Regions from separate parts of the Homo sapiens genome. Here region 1 is linked to region 2. The links are chromatin contacts, found by Hi-C in ENCODE. All regions are on one chromosome and are shown on one strand. Each heading gives the region's core, a stretch centred on a gene start or an enhancer-like site at or near the end of the contact. The rest is flanking DNA. Distances are from core to core; before and after follow the strand shown.

Region 1 (3,186 bases), core at 53-2,552, 5.9 Mb after region 2:
AAAATCTCTTTTATGTACATATTGTACACAAAATAGAATTTTTATTCTATTTATCTAGCTTAGAAAGACATCAAAATTTTAAAAATTGACAACAGGCCGGGCACAGTGGCTCACGGCTGTAATCCCAGCACTTTGGGAGACCGAGACAGGCAGATCACAAGGTCAGGAGATCGAGACCATCCTGGCTAACACGGTGAAACCCCGTCTCTACTAAAAATACAAAAAAATTAGCCAGGCGTGGTGGCAGGTGACTGTAGTCCCAGCTATTTGGGAGGCTGAGGCGAGAGAATGGCGTGAACCCGGGAGATGGAGCTTGCAGTGAGCCAAGATCGCACCACTGCACTCCAGCCTGGGCGACAGAGGGAGACTCCATCTCAAAAAAAAAAAAAAAAAAAAAAATTACATAAAAATTGGCAACAAATGTACACCTGCTTAAATTACCCAAACAGGGAAACTTTATCCAAAAGCTTCAGAGTACAAGAATCAAACGAATGCTGACTGTGCTACTTAACTAGCTATTTCCTAAGTGAGTTAACAGAAAATTAGGAAAGTAACTACAGCTAGACTGTGTTTTAAGGACTAAATAAATGCGTAGAGTATACTTGGTCAACGTAGGCACCTCTAAATTTTAGTTTTTCCCTAGTTACCAAACAATAGCACAGTGCCAAATTAACCCAAATGGGAGTCAGTTTCTAACTGCTTTCTAGTTCTAGTCCCAGTGAAGCCTCCTTTTTTCTTAAGCCGACTATAGTAAGTTTCTATTTTGCAACATTTTGCTATGCTGTATATAATGCTTGGGTTCTCAACTTTTTCCTGTCTCACTGAATTTTATCTAGCAACTTGTTCCCTTAGAACCCTAACCATTTGACAGAGAAATCCAGATAGACTGAAAAACTGATCTTTTTCACTGGGAAAAGTCTGCCTAACTAATGATATCGGAGATAAGGCAAAGGAGAAGGCTATGCCTTCTGACAAGGCAGTAGAGAAGACAGAATGGGGACAGGAAGGATCTTGCAAGCACTGGCTCTCTACTTCCACCTAATTACAAGAAGGAACTTGGCAAACAAATGAAGCAACTCTTTAATGAACTGCTAAACTACTTTGTAATCTATCAGCACCTTGAAAATGAGGAAGATAAACAACATATATGAAAAAAATGACAAAATGGCATTTAAGTCTATAATGGCAGAAAGTTGTCTTACTTGGTTTAAATTGTATAGATTAATGGTTTAAGCAACTCTGAGAGTTAACATAAAAGTGCGTAACACAAGAAAGATAATTTGATATAGAATAGCAGTGTGTCACAATGGCCAGAGAAGTCTGCCACCTGCTGATGGAAAAACTGAATTGTATAGATTTCCCTACTGCTGTTTTTAAGGAGAGAAAAAAAACCTATCAGGTATGGTTTAATGACATTACATGTCAAGTTGTTAGGCTGAAGATATAAACTACAACCTCTAATTTAAAAGAGAATAAAGATTAAAATAGGACTTAAGATTCTTTATATATCTCTCTCTTTAATAACTCTCTCTAAATATGTAATACCTGAACTATTTTTATTTTTATTTTTTATTTATTTATTTTTTTTGAGATGGAGTCTCACTCTGTTGCCCAGGCTGGAGTGCAATGGTGCAATCTTGGCTCACTGCAACCTCTGCTTCTGGGGTTCAAGTGATTCTCCTGCCTCAGCCTCTTGGGTAGCAGGGATTACAGGCATCTGCCACCACTCCCAGATAATTTTTGTATTTTTAGTATAGATGGGGTTTCACCATGTTGGTCAGGGTGGTCTCGAACTCCTGACTTTGTGATCCGCCCGCCTCGGCCTCCCAAAGTGCTGGGATTATAGGCGTTAGCTACCACGCCTGGCCAACTGAACTATTTTTAAAGCAAACAAAAGAGGTAAATATGGAAACTATTTAACATAAAATACACAGGAACATTCAAACTACTATGAACATTAAGGATAATCCAAAACACTGTGCAAAAAATATAAAGTCCTATAGATTTCACCTCTGCAATCCATCTCTTTTCTGTCTTCCTCTTTCTACTGCTCCCATAACAGTTTAATACTTCATTATCTTTAATACAGGCTTATTTTAATTCCTGCTCCCCACCTCCAGATTCTAATAATATTAATTTAGTGCGTGCTCAGTTATCAGTTTAATTGTATCAAAACACATTCCAGATGGTATCACTTATTTTAAAAACCATACCCAAAGCCTCTCTAGCAAATAAATTGCAAATATCTTATACTAATAGAGATGTTCTACAATGTGGTCCCAACACACTTTAAAAAATCTTGTTGCTTTTAAAAAACCGATTTAAAAAATATATAAAAGCAATACATGCTCATGATATGTCAAACAATATAAAAAGTTAAAGGATGAAAAAGTTGAAGTCTCCCTTCCTGGTCTCATCCTCCCAAGTCCACTGTCATTAGTAAAACTAGAAACAGCTTCTAAAGTTTTTGTTTTGTTTTGTTTTGTTTTGTTTTTTAATTTCCAATGACATAAGGATATACATGTGTATTTCTTTTGGGAGCACAACTGTTCTGCAACTTGCCTTTTCCCCTTGTCACCATTTCTTGAGCTTTTTAAAATGTTAACATAGCCCGGTACAGTGGCTCACACCTGTAATCCAAGCACTTTGGGAGGCTGAGGCAGGTGGATCACCTGAGGTCAGGAGTTCGAGACCAGCTTGGCCAACATGGTGAAACCTCGTCTCTACTAAAAATACAAAATTAGCCAGGCGTGGTAGCAGGTGCCTGTAATACCAACTACTCAGGTGGCTGAGGCACCACGAGTATCACTTGAAGCTGGGAGACAGAGGTTGCAGTGAGCCAAGATCGCATCACTACACTCCAGCCTGGGCAACAGAGAGAGACTCGGTCTCAAAAAAAAAAAAAAAAAAAAAAAAAGTTATACAGATTTTTTTTTCACAGCTGCCCAATATTTTATTATACAAATGCACCATCATTCATTTAACCAATGTATACTGCCTTTAATAAAGTAAATGAAAGTACCTATTTTTCTATATCCTCATCACTCTCTCTTTATACAGTAATTGTCTGGCAGCACCGATTCTATTATTTGTGAGCAAGTAACCTGGAAGTTTTGTTACACATAAAATTTGCATTTTGCTGTAGTAAGAATTTTAATTGTTTACTTAAATGATTCTCAAGCTTTA
Region 2 (3,278 bases), core at 654-3,153:
TTTTAGCGCTAAGCCGTAGATGCTTGCAGAAGGAAAGGCCTGGGAGGGCAGGCTGTACATCTTGAACTTAACGCTTTTCTTTGCCTCTTGCCATATGGCAGACAAGCATTTCCTGTAGCCCCCAGGCTAGGAGCGCGGGGTGCTTACTTGGAAGATGGGCCAGGCAGCTTGGCTGTCTCACCCCAGGGCCCTGATTGCCCAAGACTCGATAAGGGGAGAAAGAAGGGCATCATTGGTCCAATGGGGAAGGCAGGAAAAACCGATTCGGGGGTCAAGGGCCCTCCCTCAAGTTTCTCCAGGAGCCAGGGATAGATAGCTGGGCGATTCCGAGGTCCAGGGGAAGGGAAATGGCCCTTCTCTGGCTCTCAGCTCAGGGCCCCCCGCTTCCAGGCCGGATTTGCCTTTTCTTCTTCCCGCAACGAAGATTCCCGCCCCTCAGCAACTTTGAAAAAAGCATGGGGGATCGTAAACTCGAACTTCGCCGGTTAATGGGCTTATTTATTGGCGCTGGCGGCTGCTTATTTTGGATGCCTTACAAACATCCGCGCTATCTGCGGGCGAGCTACTTTCCCTCCCTCCCCCTCCCCCCGCGTGGGCCGCGCCGCGCAGGCTGGGCAGGGACCAGGGCTCTGGGTCCTCCCGGCCACAGGAAAGAGCGCACAGGAGGGGGCCTGCTCGCTGGTGTCCTCGTCCCTAGTCAGGGGGAGCTGAGGCCAGCGCCGAGGACGTCTTGCTGTGGGGCGCTAAGCCGGACATGAATTTTACTGCGTCCCCACGCCCAAATATTAAAAAGCAAGTTCACAAGGTCAGCCTGCCTGCAGCTTGGGCCAAGGCCGGCCGGCTGCTGCGCGGGCTCCTAGTTTTCTGATCCTTCTCCTCCTTGTGTCTGCCTGTCTGCCCGCCTGACTGCAGCCCTCTGCAGCCCTGCTTACCCAGGGAATCCTTCTCCGGCGAGGCTTTGCTGCTCTCGGAAGGGGCCGGGGAGAGCTCCTCCGCGGCCGAGGACGACGCGTGCGCCTCCTCGTCGCCCTGCGAGCCCCCGCCGCTGCCGCAAGCCAGCGTGGGGGGCGGCGGCGAATCGAGGGCTCGCTCCTTCCGGGCCGCATCGGCCGAGCCGGAGGCTAGCGCGGGCGGGAGATCGAAACCGCGCCCCGGGGGCTGCGCGGGGAACGGGCCAGCCCCGAGTTGCTGCGCGCCGCCGCCGCCGCTGCCATAGCCCTTGGCGGTGCCGTAGGCCTGAGAAAGGCGGAAGTAGCCAGGCACTGGCACCCCGCTGGAGGTGCCCAGGGCGCAGCCGTCGGGCGGCGGGCCCCGCGGGAAGGGAGCCAGTTCGGCGGCGGTGGCCGAGACTTTGGGGCATTTGTCCGCCGAGTCGTAGAGGCAGTAGGAGCTCTCTTCTTTGATGTTCTGCGCGAAAGAGCACGAGGTGGCCTGCGGCGCTGGCTGGGGTGGTTGCGGCGGGGGCGGCGGCTGCTGCTGGGGCGGCGGCGGCGGCCCGTCAGGCGGCTCCATCCGGCAAGACCGGGGCGCGTCTAGCCACAGGTCTATGGGCGAGGGCCCGTAGCCGTGCGCCCCGGGACCTAGACCCCCGCCACCGCCACCGCTGCCCGGCGACGCTGCCTCATTGCGCTTGCCGCCCAGCGTGGGGAAGAGCCCGCAGCTCTGCAGCCCGTAGGGCAGGTCGGCGGCGGGCGGCAGGTAGACCCCGCCGTGGGCGTAGTAACCGCCACCGCCGCCGCCCCCCGCGCCACCACCACCGCCGCCTGCCTCGCCTCTGCCCGAGCTGATGAGCGAGTCGACCAAAAAAGAGTTCGCGGCGGGGCTCTCCGAGCATGACATTGTTGTGGGATAATTTGGCGAAGGGAGCAGATAGCCCTTTCTGGCTGACATTTCTTGTGCAAAACATGCTGAATACGATTAGCAATCCCCCCGCACCGCGGCGGGCGCCCGCAGCCAATCCCGAGCCAGAGTTTCCGCGCGACCACTCCCAGTTTGGTTTCGTAGGCGCGGGGCCGCTCTCCGAGGGCGCCCTCAGAGCCCGCGATTGATATAAATATGTAATCTGTATTGATGGGCCAGGAGACGCACCCCGACACCTTGGCCCGAAGGCCGGGAGCTGTGGGGGCTGCCCCAACGTGGCTGGTGGGGGGCCTGGCCATTGGGCTCGCCCCGCCCCTACCCGGACGTGAGCCCCATACCGGGGTCCCTTAGAAGGGCCCTTGGGCCCCGCGCAGTTAACAAGTGGGGTGTTTATGGTGCGCGCCCAGTCTGCCTTGGGTGCTCACCATCCCTGTCGCAGAAGCTGCCACTAGTCCCCGGTGTACTCTAACCACTGAAGCGGCCGTGTCGGGGACTCACGCGCTTCCCATTCAGCTCTGGATCTGGAACTGGCCCCTTGTCTGAATTCTGCCTCCTCAAAAGTGGCGAACCTGGCCCTATGGCCGTCAGGATCCTCAGAGTGTCAGGAGCCCAGAGTGAACTAGAAGCTGACTTGCCTCTACTTCCAGTATCCACAGATTTTTCCCCAAAATGCAGTGGTTGTTCCCTAGCCCCTAACCCCCAACACTTTTCTCCCCTAGTCCGTTGATCCAGTTAGGATCTTCTCCTCTGGTGTTGTGCTCACCCGGCTTGCCTTCTCTACAACTCCTGTCAGTGGACTTTGGTGGGCTGGCGGGACTGGGGGTGGGAAGCGGCTGCCAGCCTTGATGGAAAGACGGCCCCACTCCCACTCCCAAGGCCAGAGCCAGATCCAAGCATCCCCTCATCACCTAGGGAAGACTCTAAGCCCACAGTCATTTCGGGGAAGTAAAATGCTGGCCTTGGGGTCCTTGGCTGGCCCAAAGTGAGAGACTTGGAGGGGTGTGCCCGGTGTACACCTCCGCTGCTTTATGTTCCTGCTCTCCTGTTAGCTTTGGCACTCATATGCTCCTGGAGGCTACAACAAGAACCAGTGTCACTACACTCCTACCTCTCTGTCCCCTCCCCTCTTCCCCTCCCTCCCATACCCTCAGCTAGGGCAGTCCTTGCTCCTGCAGTGTGTGCATTTTAACGAGGCCTCGGTGAGGAAATCCTTTCCCTGCAAGGCCGGGCTGGGCTCATGGTCCTGTTATAAGAGCATGTGGAGGTCAGGCCCTTTGCTCAGCAGGCTCAGGGGCTCTGTTTTAGCCAACTGGAAATGGCCGGCCTGGGGTGCTAGCCCCCAAGTGTGAGCCTCATGCTAGTCTCAGGAAATGCAACCTTTTCCGGCCAGATCCAGTGGAGCCCGGGAGGTCGCTGCC

What was found. Hi-C counts contacts between places; a loop is a spot of excess contacts on that map. Pooled maps may share reads with other maps.
Region 1: a pooled map of gastrocnemius medialis shows a loop between it and region 2 (7-fold over the local background). The contact joins the enhancer-like site here to the promoter of HOXA10 in region 2. A Hi-C loop is called at or near these places in 1 of 50 pooled maps.

Annotation. Positions count from the first base shown.
Region 1 is chr7:33,049,594-33,052,779 of GRCh38, forward strand. All of the region lies in intron 1 of NT5C3A (5'-nucleotidase, cytosolic IIIA), which reads right to left. Among named protein-coding and RNA genes, the nearest start is that of NT5C3A, 12 kb to the right of the region's middle. Within about 2 kb of position 1,303, at least 4 of the 41 ENCODE cell types and tissues checked have a DNase peak (open chromatin) inside an H3K27ac peak, as active enhancers do.
Region 2 is chr7:27,172,417-27,175,694 of GRCh38, forward strand. HOXA10 (homeobox A10) reads right to left here and starts at 1,904. Exons shown (of 2, transcript NM_018951.4): 1 at 933-1,904. The coding sequence starts at 1,890. All of the region lies in intron 1 of HOXA10-HOXA9 (HOXA10-HOXA9 readthrough), which reads right to left. RefSeq lists enhancers at 1,312-1,958, 1,959-2,604.